2 separate regions of the Homo sapiens genome follow, and region 2 is linked to region 1. The links are chromatin contacts, found by Hi-C or POLR2A ChIA-PET in ENCODE. All regions are on one chromosome and are shown on one strand. The core of a region is the stretch at or near the end of the contact, and the rest is flanking DNA. Distances in the headings are between cores, read along the strand shown.

Region 1 (6,338 bases), core at 829-3,328:
CAGCAGACCCATCTCTCTCCTGTGAAAAAAAGAAAAGAAAAGCATTCCTCAATTTTTTTTTTTCAATTGCCTTAACTTGTACTGAGATGAAGTTTAGAAAGTTTGTTGGGTGAGGAACAAACTAATTCCAACATTTCTACTATTATTACAGAATATGCTATAAATGCAAAACTTTTGCAAAACTTTTCTGATTCTAAACTTTTATTCATTAAAAATCTGTAATTTTATTATATTTAAAATCTATCTGTTTCATTAAAAGTTTAACAGAAACATATCTTGTGTTCACTTGGAAAAGATCATGAAAACCCACCACTCCAAAGCCATTGTTGTATCAGTGAAGAAAATGCTATGTTCTCTGACTGGGCCAAGGTCATGTACCCTGGCATGGAACTACTGGGGTCTGTGCTGTTCCAGACCCCTACATCTGTAAATCAGCACTCCTTCCACCCAACCAAACTCTTTATTTGCATAACCAAGTATTTTATGAGAAGTCCCCTTGGATTTGCCTAATAAATTCTTTGAAAGTCCAGTATTTAAACAGCCTTTTTATTCAGAGAAGCAGTTTACCATATAAAATAACAATTCATTAAAGAAACATGAGAAAAGAAAACAACTCAACAGCATTTAAATTTTCAATGGGCTAATCCACTTTCAATATGCAAAAGGTAACCAAGGAAAAGACACATACGACCTGATCATTGATTAAAAATGAAAAGCTTATAACCTTACAATACTGTTTTCACCACCTCCCCATGATTATTTTCCACCTTTAAAAAAAATAGCCTTTTTATCCACCTCAAACCCCTTCAGATTAATTTAGCAAGCAATGCATAGTGCCTGCCTAGAAGAGAATTCATTGATAATTTATGGAAATATCTACTATAATCCAGCAGAGATGACTTTTTTCCAGCTTTGTGCATCAATAGATAATCAAGGCCTTAAAGCAACCTTAGCTTCCCATTACCTCAGGCAAAAGAATTCCTGAAAGCGTGCCTTGAGGGCACCTGAATTATATACTCCATTAGGAGAGGAAGGCTTTCTGCATTCCATGTGTAACACTCACCAGAACCTTTCCTGTTTATTTCTGCTGTATGAAAGCAGAAGCATTAGGAACAGAATTTTTTAAGTGAAGACTTATGTAGATACAATGGAGAAACCTTTCAAGCAGGAGCCAGATCACCCCCTTCAGTCCCTGGCAGTGACCTCTCCTGAATAAAAGGTTTCTATTACATCATTAGCTCAAGCCAAAAACAGCCTTGGCTTAATGCACAGTTTGTTCTTCCTACTGTTTTTAGGCAAATACAGCTACTTTACTCCCATCTGGGAGGGAAATTACACTGCTGGGTTGTAATCTAAGACAAGATTTTCATTGGAAGCAAATGCTTTCAATCCAGTGTAAATACTGGTGCATGTTCAGAAAAGCCTAAAACAATAAACCCTGCTCCTTTCCGACACAAGTTAGGGAAATGGAGAAGATGGGGAAGGAGAAGAGCATAATAAAACAGACTATTCTAAAAGCAAACACTTTCATAGATTTTAATAAATTGTTTAACCTCTTCCACTTTCTAAAATTGAAAATTGATCTGGAAATGTCTCAACCTCAGAGGAAAGTCTAAATGGTCAATTGTACCTTTAGCATTTCCATTCACTCCGCAATTTGATATAGTCACCTCAATGTGGTCTCTCGAGAATTTCTTTCCTTTTTTACTTTTGAGATCACTAAACAAACTTGGAGAACCGCCGGCCGACCACACGGCAGCAGGCAGCAGCTCTGAACCACATTTGTAAAATGTCAGCAGTGACTTCATTCCTGGAGCTGACTTCTCCTGCCGCCAAATGAAGGCAAACTGAAAAGGTGGAAATAATCATAAAAATGATGCTAGTCCATAAACAAGCTTACAGCCTCATTAGGATAGCAGTAGGCTCCAGTGGGTGATTTATGCTCGTTTTGCTGATGCTATGAGGAAATGCCATAGGGCGACTTTAGCCAACCGCTAATGGTTTCTGACAGCTTCTTAGCAACTAGTGCAAGCAACGTTGTGGCGTTTGCTAGTGACAGAAACTGAAAATGTCATATTATCTGCCCATGTGTCATGAAGTCCGTGTGGCAATTAACTAGCAGGCCAGTGACTGAGGGGCCAGAGGCTCCTGAAAATGGCCTTTGGCTATGCAGAGGCAGCGGCCGGGGCTGCGCACACACAGGCCGCACATATGCAACATTCTAATGCAGAAATCCTCTCCCTGCAACTTCCTGGGCTCTGATGAGACCGGGCCACTCCAGTCTCTTTTTTCCCCCTCATTGAAGTGAAACTCTGGGTTCCTCTCTCTCTAGGCACAGGCTCGGGCATTATAAGACTCTAAAGCAATCTGCTTTGATACGATTATCGGAATGGCTCCTTAATTGGCAATACCTGGTTCTGTGCCTCTTGGATGCTGGACTCAAAGGTGCTAGCTACAGTACTTTGCTACTCTCTCACAAATTAGTCTAAAAGGATTTAAGATCACTGGAGCAGACTCATTGCCTGTCAGATTTCAAGGAGCAGAGGAACTCTGCACAGCAACAAGACACTATTTAAAAAAACACCAGGTTTCTAACGAGCAGGGGGAGAATCTTGGCCACACTTTTCAGTTTCCGAGCTATCAAAACCATGCACTATATGTCAAACTGTCAAACCTTTCAGCGTGGGCCATTTGCCCTTTCAAATAATATTTAAGAATTGTTTTTACAAAATTTTATAGGCCATGGTCTAGTGAAAGAGGCCAACCAACAAAGAAAGGAATTTGTACTACAATTCGTCTACGGACAATTTCTTGTGAGACCTGGGCCTGTCCCTACGGAGCAAGGCAGGTGACCTGTGGCAGCTCCCAGGCTGTCAGAGAGCTCAGATTTCAAACACTCTCAACTCAAACATCCCGAGTCGCCTATTTAAGCATGCCCAGGCATTTAGACTGTGCTATCTCGTGCCTTTCAAGGCAGGATAAAGCGGCATTTATCGTATTCAGGCCATTCAATGGGTCAGACTGACCGTGTCAGCAGGGGCTCCTCTCCGGCAGGTCAAAGCCTTGCTTCCATTTTTTTTCTCTCCCTACTAACTCCTGTCCTCTCAGGACTGCTGTTCCCCTAAACCTACTCAGAGTGAAGCAACAACAAAACCCAAAACAGCTCCTAAGATTTACATCACAACTGATCAGAACTTCCTGTGTCAGTGGGCCATCAGGTAAAAATAAAATAGGTTTTCTATTAGAGGGCTCTTTATGTCATAGAAGCAAAACTCCTAATTAAGGAGATGAACTTTCAACTGCCAGGGCAAATGAACGTGTAAGGTTGTGGACCCCCTTGTTTTTCTAGAAGCCAAGCTGGAAGCCACAGTGACTTCAAGATCATTTTCATTTACAATTTTGTATTGAGACTCCACAGTTTTGGGCCATATCCTCTCTTTAAACTTTACTTTTCTCCTCTTCCAGTGTTTAGGAACAGTGTTTAATCCCAAAACGTACCTAGACTCAAAAATCAGGCCATTTATAGTTGTATCTCTTGATACTGCATAAATTCGATTGTGCCTAAAAAGTTTTCCAAATGGTCCATTCAAAAGTATGCTTATGAATGTATAGTTCCTGTTGTAAGATGGCTACATTTTCATGCAAATAGGATATTGTTGCATGATCTTATTGTCAGCAAAAAGAAAGCCCAACATGAAGGTTTCTTTTTTCTCTTGCATGTTTCTCCCATAGAGTATCTACATGAGGGAAAATGGCATCTCACCCCTTGAAAAGTGTGTAGAACATCCTGCCTTGCTAGTGGCTGCTGACACAAACACCCCATCAATATGGAAAGGCTGGGTTTCCTTTACAGTGGCCTCTCTGGGTGTGCCTGATGTCCAGGGTTATTAGGAAAAATGTAACAACTACCCCAAACCTATTTCTCCAGGTCATGGTTAAGTCTAGTTAGCCAGAATTCAGGTGGGATAATGTTTCTATGGTATGTTAAGAGGATATATGGCAAGAATTATAGACATCCCTTCTTCAGGAACCAGCTGGAATACTTCAGAGGTCTTAAGGAGATGTTTTATCTTCATTTAGAATATATAATAGCTGCCAGAATGATTTTTCTAAAGCATATATCTGATCATATCACCCTGGTACTTAAAATCCTTTGGTGGCTACCCTTTGCCTTCAGAATAAAGGTTATACTTCTTAGCCTGGCGTGGAAGGCCTTTCACGATCTCTCTCCTGGGTGTTTTTCCAGCCTAGTATTTGCCAAGTCCCCATACGCACTGGCACTCACAGCTCCACCTCCGGTCCTGAGCAGACTTGAAGTTCTCATGGCACCATGCACTGCTCTCTCTACCTCTTTGCATTTCCTTATCCTAGTCCCATTCCTTGCAGCAGTCTTCGCTTGCTTCCCCCAACAACATGACAAACTTCCTGGTGACCTTTACAGCTCAGCTCAATGGCCATCTCCTCTAAGAGGTATTTGCTGGACTGTAGCTGATTTAGTGACACACCAATCCCACCCACCAACCAGGTGATTTTTCTTTTACTGGCATTCCTCCATCCTAACACTCTGCTAAAACTGTTTATTTCCATATCTCTTTCCCTGATTTGACTACAGGGTCTGAGAAGGCAGGAACCAAGTCATGCACCTCTCTGCTCTCAAATCCTGGCGTTACTCCAGTGTACAGTGTACAAACTTGTTCATCGCTTATAAAATGAATAAATGAATGTATCTTTTTCGCTGTAGGAAGAAAACCATAGTTTGCATTTTCATCCCTTACATTTCTTTTTGAGACATATCTAAATTAAACTCTTGAAAAATATTCACCAATGAAAATCAATAAAAAACTATAAGAAAACATGGAAGAAATACATTTCTCAGAGCTGGGATATTTCTTCTAAACCTTTAAGATCATCTTGCACAAAAGATGGACTAAGAGTTAAGGTATCAGAATTCTTTATGATGTCTACCATAGCCTTTCAGAAATATATCACTACTTTCTGCAATTATAATTTAAAATCATTTACTTAACTAAAATTTCTTGCTGTTTGTGCATCTTTTCTGAGCAAAGGTTGTTTCTTTCTGCATTTTTTCCCAGTGAATTAATTAATTATATTCCCCCCTTTGCACATTTCCCAGGTTTACCATAGCTGAGAAACTCAGTTGTTTCTAAGCAGACAATTTGATCCTCAGCTCAAACTTCAGGCCGGCATTTTAAACATCAAATATCTGATGCTAAATATATAAAACTCTAGAACTCTGGCTTTCCTTGATTTTTTTTCAAGTAATCGTATCAGCTTTTCCCTGAAGACATAATACAGCCCCTTAAGTCTTTTCTTTTTTCCTTTTTTAAGAGACAGTGTTTCACTCTGTTACCCATACTGTACTGTAGTGGCATGATCATAGTTCACTGTAACCTCAAACTCCTGGGCTCAAGGGATCTTCAGGCCTCAGCCTCTAGAGTAGCTAGGACTACAGGTGCATGGCACCACACCAGCTAATTTTTGGTAGAGACAGGGGTCTCACTATGTTTCCCAGGCTGGTCTCAAACTCCTGGCCTCAAGCAACCTCCTGCCTCAGCCTTCCAAGTGCTTGGATTATCTGTCTTAGGCCCTGTGTCTGGCCAACCCCTTAGGTCTTATTACACATTTTCAAGAGAAACACACTATACTTCATATGTATATGAAGTATACAACTCTGCAGCCAATATACAAATAGGTAATGATCCAAGTTTATCTTTAATTAGGATTCTGTTAACTCCTTGGCCTCACTTTTGTATCTTCTCTTATCCATAGATATTTAAGGCTTCCTTGTTCTTAGCGCAAAGTGATTCCCAGTTAATCAAAGGAAAACAACAAAAGAAGGCATATTCTCATATATTTTACCACCCACAGCTTTCCTGGAAAATTTGAAGCGGTTCCTTTGGAAACCAAAATAAAGAGTTAGACGTGGGAACCTACTGTGGCAGAGCTAAGTTCTAGAAGAGGCTTAACAAGTGCCCTGTGGTACAGACATAGCAGTGGCAATGACGGAAAAGATGGAGCTAAGAATGGTGGGGCTGTAGATTAAGAATACACAAACTTTAAATAAACGTATTATTGGCACTTATAACAAGAAATGGCTCAATAAGCTTCCTAAAGTTGGCTCCACAGAGATCTGCCATCAAGCTTTTCCTTTCTAGCAGAATTTAGGTTTCTTAAATGGTGACAAGAAATTGTTAATAGGCCGGGCACAGTGGCTATTAACTATAATCCCAGCACTTTGGGAGACCGAGGCGGGTGGATCACCTGATGTCAGGAGTTCAAGAGCAGCCTGCCCAACATAGTGAAAGCCCATCTCCACT
Region 2 (7,175 bases), core at 4,245-6,744, 47 kb before region 1:
GGGAAAAGGGAGCACCTCTCTTCTCTACCCACTTGATAAACATAATATTGAAATTTGGTCAAATCATAAGAAGTCCATCAATCAGCCACATGAAAAGTTTTCCTTCTCTAACAGTGTTGGGGGTATTTGCCAAATTACTTTAGAAAGAACTGAAATTGTCTACCACAGTTGAGGAAGGTAATTACATATACAATTTTCTTTTCTTTTCTTTCTTTTTTTTTTTTTTGAGACAGAGTCTCACTCTGTTGCCCAGGCTGGAGTGTAGTGGCACTATCACAGCTTAGCAACCTCCACCTCCCTGGCTCGAGTGATCCTCCCACTTCAGCCTCCGAGGACTACAGTTATGCATCACCATGCCTAGCTAGTTTTTGTCGTTTTGTTTTTTTTGTAGAGACAAGGTTTCACTATGTTGCCCAGGCTGATCTCAAACTCCTGAGCTCAAGCCATCCAACCTCCTCGGCCTCCCAAAGTGCTGGGTGTGAGACACTGCACCCAGCCACTAAAATTCTCTTTAAAGCAGCTTGTGAAATGAACCAATCACTAGTTGACAATGATGATGCAAAGTAATATCAAAACTCATGTATTATTTTGGCCTTAGGCATTAAAATAAATTTCAAATAATTCATCACTTGGTATATATTACAGAAAATTTTCCTTGAAAGCAAATTTTGAAATGACTTCATCCTAAAAAAAAAAAAAAAAAAAAAAAGTGATGGCAGGGAGTTGTGGCTTATGCCTATAATACCAGCACTTTTGGAGGCCAAGGCAGGAGGATCATTTGAGCCTGGAGTATAAGATCACCATGGGCAACATGGTAAAACCCTGTCTCTACAAAAAATGTAAAAATTAGCTGGGTCTGGTTGTGCACACCTGTAGTCCCAGCTACTAGGGAAGCTGAAGTGGGAGGATTGCTTAAATCCAGGAGGTGGAGGCTGCAGTGAATCATGATCACACCATGGCATTCCGGCCTAGGCAACAGAATGAGACAGGGTTTATATTTATATTTAAGTAAACATAAAATATTTACTTACATGTAACAGACAATTTGCCAAATTTGAGTTTGTATAACCTTATGGAGCTAAAAAAAATAGTGGTTTAGAATATAGATTTAAAATGATTATTAGCACAATGTAGAAGCAATAGCATGATCTAGGATAATATAGCAAAACTTCCTCTACTAATGAAAAAGCTAAAATAGGTATAATAATGTCTTCAAAGAACAGAAGTGTCTCTCTTTAGTTTAATAGATGAACCATTTTTCATTTAAATTCCAATTTTTCCATATTCACAAGAAGTCAATAAAATTGAATCTAACAAAACATCCCTTACACATTACTGAATAAATGTATCTATTTAAAGCAAATTCTAGTTTTCTGCCAATCTCTATTATAAATATGATGAGCAGATAATTTGTCATCTAAACTGGGACACGTTTGAGAGTGAAGAGGCACTGTTAACAATTACACTGGGCAACAGGCATAAACCATGAGCCTCCCAGGAAAGTGGGATGCATGGTCACCTTAATGATCAAATATGTTTTATTTTCCAAAGAAAGTTTCCCCCAAATAATTTAAAACCCCGTTGTGTTAGAATGGCAACCAGCCCCCATATACATCAGGTTTTTTTGTTTACTTGTTTGTTTGTCTTTGAGACAGAGTCTCTCTCTCTCTCTCTCTCTCTCTCTCTGTCACCCAGGCTGGAGTGCAGTGGTTCGATCTCAGCTCACTGCAATTTCTGCCTCCTGGGTTCAAGTGATTCTCCTGCCTTAGCCTCCCTAGTAGCTGAGATTATAGGCACCCACCAACATGCCCAGCTAATTTTTATATTTTTAGTAGAGACAGGGTTTCGCCATGTTGTCCAGGCTGGTCTCAAACTCCTGACCTCAGGTGATCTGCCCTCCTCAGCCTCCCAAAGTGCTGAGATTACAGGCATAAGCCACTGTGCCTGGCCCTAATCAGGTATTAAAGAATCTTAGCTCCATATTGGAGTACCTTTGAGCTCCTTCCTTTCTCTAGGATCTTGCCTGTAGTTGCCTCAGTTCTCCAAGTCTTCAGCAACCATAAACCTCTAGACCTGGAGTCTCTGCTCATGTCAAGAGAGGATATCTCAAAATTTAGCTTGATTTCTAGTTCCGTCTGGTTATGAAATTAGGCTATAGAATGGCACAATGAAGATGATTTGACTTGAATGGAGGCTTGCATGCATCCTTGGAATGTTCACTGTGACCTCTGTTTTAATGAGTAAAGCTTGAAACCTAAGCTCTATGTAATAATATATGTCAATATGTAACCTGTAGACCTTTAAAATACAAATGGAAACACACTTAAAGGAAAACAATCTCTCGAATAAAGACAATAACATTAGCAAAATGACATCTTGGAATCTGTCAAATCTTTGAAAATGCTTATGGTCATCTAAGTCATTTCGAGGGAACTTTGTGCATTTTACTGCTGAGTTGCTGGATTTCAGTGTGACTATCCTTTTTCTTTTTCTTTTCTTTTTTTCTTTTTTTTTTTTTTTTTTTTTTTTTGAGATGGAGTTTCACTCTTGTTGCCCATGCTGGAGTGCAGTGGCGCAATCTCGGCTCACAGCAACCTCTGCCTTATGCGTTCAAGCGATTCTCCTGCCTCAGTCTCCCAAGTAGCTGGGATTACAGGCATGCACCCCCACTCCCAGCTAATTTTATATTTTTAGTAGAGACGGGGTTTTTCTATGTTCATCAGGCTGGTCTTGAACTCCCAACCTCAGGTGATCCGCCTCCCTCGGCCTCCCAAAATGCTGGGATTACAGGCGTGAGCCACTGTGCCCAGCCAACTTTCCTTTTCTTTGAACATCACTCGTAATTATCACAGTCAAAACACTACCCAGTGGCGGGGAAAGTGAGAGCAGTGTGTAGTGAGAAGAATATGAGAACTGAGTGGGAAAACTGCCACTCACCGGCAAGTTTTCTAGCAGTGTTTAGGTGCTGAAATTGGGATGATCGAATGAAAAGTGCTTTCCAAATTATACAAACCTAAGACAGGTCTTTGTTGCTATACTGTCATTCCCAAAAATACTTAATGGTACCAAAACTTGTATATGAACGCTTATAATGGTAAGAGATGAATATCAAATGCCCATCCACTGATAAATAGGTAAAAAAAAGATACCTTATATCCATACAATGGAACATTGCTCAGCCTTGAAAGGGAATGAAGTGCTGATAATACATGCTATGACATGGATGAACCTTGCAAACATTATGCTTAGTGAAAAAAGCCAGTCTCAAAATACCACGTATTCCATGATCACATTGGTGAAATGTCTAGAATAGGCAAATATAGAGACAGAAAGTAGATTAGTGGTTGCCAGGAGCTGTTGGAGAGAGAGACGGAAGTATAAAGAGGGGCAATAGCTAAAGGGTACAAGGCTTCTTTTTAAGGTGGTGAAAATGTCTTTTAATTGACTATGGGGATGGTTACACAACTCTGTGAACACACTAAAAACCATTGAATTAAATGGGTGAAATGATGGTTTATGAATTATATCTCAATAAAGCTGTTAAAAATAAGTACATTCTAGTGGACTGGAAGAAGCACTGGACTAGGAACCAGTCCTAGCCCTGCCTCTAATTAGCCCTGAGCCTCATCTGTCGTATGATGCATAAATTCCCTCCCTCCCAGGATTTTTACTTTATGGTTCTGTAGCATAGGGTTTCTAAAATTTTAATCCATGCTCCCTTTTGACACATCAAAAATCTTATATTCCTTTGTTATTTGCAATTTCAAAAGAAATAGCATGACTAAAAACAAAATTTAATTCTCGATATGCTTTTTAAATACTATATTCACTCAAAATGATTGTGACATGCTTCTTATGTGCCCCGCTACCCCCTCTCTGCGCCCCCTCCCACCCCGCCCCAAGTCCTGAGGATAGGAATCTCTGCCATAACCTACTATACTTTCCTTTCTGTAAACAGTATTGTCAGGTAACCAGCCAGGGGGCTGAGATCCTATATCTTTTTGTACATGTTCAATTCTTTCCATAAGCTTTTAAAACATCCCCCTACCCACTCCCCGGCCCTTTCCAAGTACATCTGAACTATGACCCAAACTAGCAAACAAACAAAGTCAACCACTGCAGATGTCCTAGTGATATAGGCCAACAAAACCCTTCAACCAGACAACAAACCTCAAGACTACTGGTTTGCATTTGATTTAGTTAGCATCCTAGAGTAAAAATACTGAAAACTTACATGCACGTGTGTATGTGTGTATAATTATATGGTGCATTAACTTCCATCCGTAGGCAACATATTGTTTTTGAAAAAAAAAAAAAAGTGACTTTATCAATATTAAGCCAGATCTCACCAAAGGCAGGACATTTATTTTTGAGCTAAGTTACATGTAGCTCCAATCATCTCCCCCAGACCTGGAGGAGTTAATGTGTTTGAAAAAGGAAATACTTTTCCCCTTCTTCAACCATAGGATCTAATCTTGTGAGGCACTGGTTAGTTAAGAGGGTAAAAAGGAAAAGAAACCTCTCAAATATGTCGGAACAGATTAATATTCTTTTGTTTATTTGTTATTGTTCAGGCATCAGGAGCATGAAAGAGTTAATTATTTTCCATATTAAGGGGTCAGGCTAAGAGCGTTGTAAGAATGAAAATAAAATAGACAGGAAAATATTAATGATTTATGAGGGCATTGAACAGGACAGCCTTATATTTGCCAAAGTTACAGGCATCCATGTTGTTGTAGGTTTTTTTTTGTTTTTGTTTTGTATGTCCTCTTTCCCCTTGAAAATCAAAAACGAAGCAGAACATAACCCTCAGCGTCTACAGAAAGCTCCTCGGCGTGCACACACTGGAGCAATGCAGACCGGATCTAAGACCAACGTTTGCCCTCGGAAACACTTCCTTCCCCCGAGCCCCTGGCTCCACTCCATTTTTCAAGAAAACTGTTCTATTCAACCAGGAGGCAACATTTGCCCCATTTTTTAATATTTCAGGCTGACTTTTTAACCACTCAAAAATGCTGTTTGTTTTCTGTAGGCACAGCCTGAAGCCAGATGATGATGTAAGTGAGAGGAGAGAGAGGGTCTCTCTGGGTACTGCGCTTCCGTGCTTAACGGTTAATCACCCAACACCAGCCTCAGCAACTGTTGACACAAAATAGGTGGAGATCAGGTCTGTGCAAGCAGAAAATACCAGAAAGGCAAACTATATGTAAACACACTTAAGACATATTTGACAAGAATAGACCTAAACCTGACTTGCTAGGAAACTACTAATGTCTAAAGCTTCAATGCCCCTCTTAGCCGAGTTTGTTTCCCCTTACAGAGCTTCCTTTGAGAAGATGAAGAGTAACATTTTAAAAACTAAAATACATTTACAGAAGACAGCTGAGACATTTGTCCCCTTGATTCACATAGTGAGTTTCAAATCTGCTCTTACATACAGGATTTATGGAATGTAATACGGTTCTTCCACGTATGCTTGGAGTGGAGCCAAATGAAAGAGGGAGGGGGGTTTGGGGGGTGGAGAGAGACGAGAGAGAGAGAGAGAGAGAGAGAGAACACGTACACACAACCACAATTCAAAAAGTTATTTCTGCTGACCTATAAAACTCATGCAAAGAAGCAAATGGATAATGCTTAAACAGTCTTTTAATCTTATCTAACTGACACCTGACAACCCATTACTTATAGATTATTAATGCATCCACTAAAAAGTTTGTCATGTTCAAAATTACTGGAGAAAAAGATTGAATGCCTGAGGAAAAAACAAATTTTGCTGTACAATAACTTCAGAAATTTCGAGCCTATTATCTGTCATGCCCTTCATAGACTCATAGCACACTGCTAAAAACAACTGATTTATCTTTATTATGAATCCTAAAATGACAGCACACATCTTTTTCATGTCTTGTGATAATGTTTAATTTCATCTAGTTTTTATTTTACAGTGTTTGATTTGCTTATGTAAGATGAGGAAAGTTACAACTACAACTTTTTAATTAATTTCTCTGTTTGTCTCCTTATCAAAGTATTTTTTTTCCTTCCCCACTCCTAGGATAAAGCTGGAATGAGAGTTTCAGAGCGCACACTTTACTTCTCTTTGATTCACATTATTACACAGTCTAGAATATTACAGCTAAAAGAGTCCTTTGAGTCCTGACTAATTCGTCCTACTTGTCCATTTTAAACCAGAGGACACTGTCGCCCAAATCCAAGGAGTAGGGATGAGGGATGAAATGTTTTGATTGCAGCGACCTGTCCCTGCATTTCCCCTTCCCATACTTGCCCTGTGTAAATTTTAAATTGTCATGAGGCTTACACCTTAGCCACCTATGGATGAGGCGTAGCCAAGCTCTTCCCCCTTGACCGTGACACCTCTCAGCCCCTCATCCCTATGCCCTCTCCAGGGAAATGGGAGTCAAGTCCTGCCCCATCGGGTTGCATGACCCACAGCCTGTTGTTTGCATTTCTCTGACCAGATACTTACAGACACACTGAAAACAAGAAGACTGGCTTAATTAGGATTTGCAACAAGTTGTGCTGACCTGCATACCATGTTCAAAGTCAACCTCCGTTGTCACTGGTTTCATTGCCTTGAAATGAATCATGGATATTCAGAAACATTGGGTCCCTGCTGGGTAAATCAGTCTCCCAACTCACTCAACTCTGAGCCTCACTTGAACCCCAACCCTACAGGGTCCCGACATAATTCCTCAGGTTGTACCAGCTGGATTGCAGCTTCCAGCTAGTGTCTTGTCCTCCTGAGAAGCTCAGCAACTGCCTTTGAATGCTGGCTGGAGGAGAAACAGTGGTTACACAAAACCATATTTGGACTTTCAAATCCACCCTTCCTACATCCTAGACCTTCATTTCTTTTCTCACCTAGACTTAGGGCCCCATGGTGGAAGGGGCAGGGTTTTTCCAGCCAGCACAGTGTTTCAAAGTGTACTCTTTCATAAGGAGCTTTCGTCTTTAACAGTATTAACGATGTGATTTTATGCAGTGGGGAAAAGCTCTGAGTAAACTTATGGTGTAAAACTTACAACAAAGTATATTTAACAGACTGCAGAGTCATTTTCAAAGAAGATTGTTTGTTGGAAATTTTTTAAATCTGAAGGAAAAAAAAAGCAGTGTCTCTGTTGAACTCTTAAGACTCTCTGACATGACAATACCTGAAG

Evidence for each region. Hi-C counts contacts between places; a loop is a spot of excess contacts on that map. ChIA-PET counts read pairs that join two places held with the same protein, here RNA polymerase II (POLR2A). Pooled maps may share reads with other maps.
Region 2: a loop to region 1 is called in a pooled map, with 3 times the contacts of the local background. The contact joins two enhancer-like sites. A Hi-C loop is called at or near these places in 6 of 168 maps with a recorded cell type or tissue (PC-3, aorta, ascending aorta and 3 more) and 4 of 50 pooled maps. POLR2A ChIA-PET finds 5 or more read pairs at or near these places in 3 of 52 experiments (K562, MCF 10A and activated CD8-positive, alpha-beta memory T cell).

Annotation. Positions count from the first base shown.
Region 1 is chr2:66,504,416-66,510,753 of GRCh38, reverse strand. All of the region lies in intron 7 of MEIS1 (Meis homeobox 1), which reads right to left. Among named protein-coding and RNA genes, the nearest start is that of LINC01798, 66 kb to the left of the region's middle. RefSeq lists enhancers at 1,636-3,163, 2,558-3,501, 299-3,562. Within about 2 kb of position 2,078, at least 4 of the 41 ENCODE cell types and tissues checked have a DNase peak (open chromatin) inside an H3K27ac peak, as active enhancers do; they include endothelial cell of umbilical vein, where a contact is called at or near this core.
Region 2 is chr2:66,553,635-66,560,809 of GRCh38, reverse strand. All of the region lies in intron 9 of MEIS1 (Meis homeobox 1), which reads right to left. It overlaps LOC124900511 (a long non-coding RNA gene), which reads right to left. Exons shown (of 2, transcript XR_007086610.1): 1 at 5,439-7,175; 2 at 1-5,139. Among named protein-coding and RNA genes, the nearest start is that of LINC01798, 17 kb to the left of the region's middle. RefSeq lists an enhancer at 4,384-6,202. Within about 2 kb of position 5,494, at least 7 of the 41 ENCODE cell types and tissues checked have a DNase peak (open chromatin) inside an H3K27ac peak, as active enhancers do; they include endothelial cell of umbilical vein, where a contact is called at or near this core.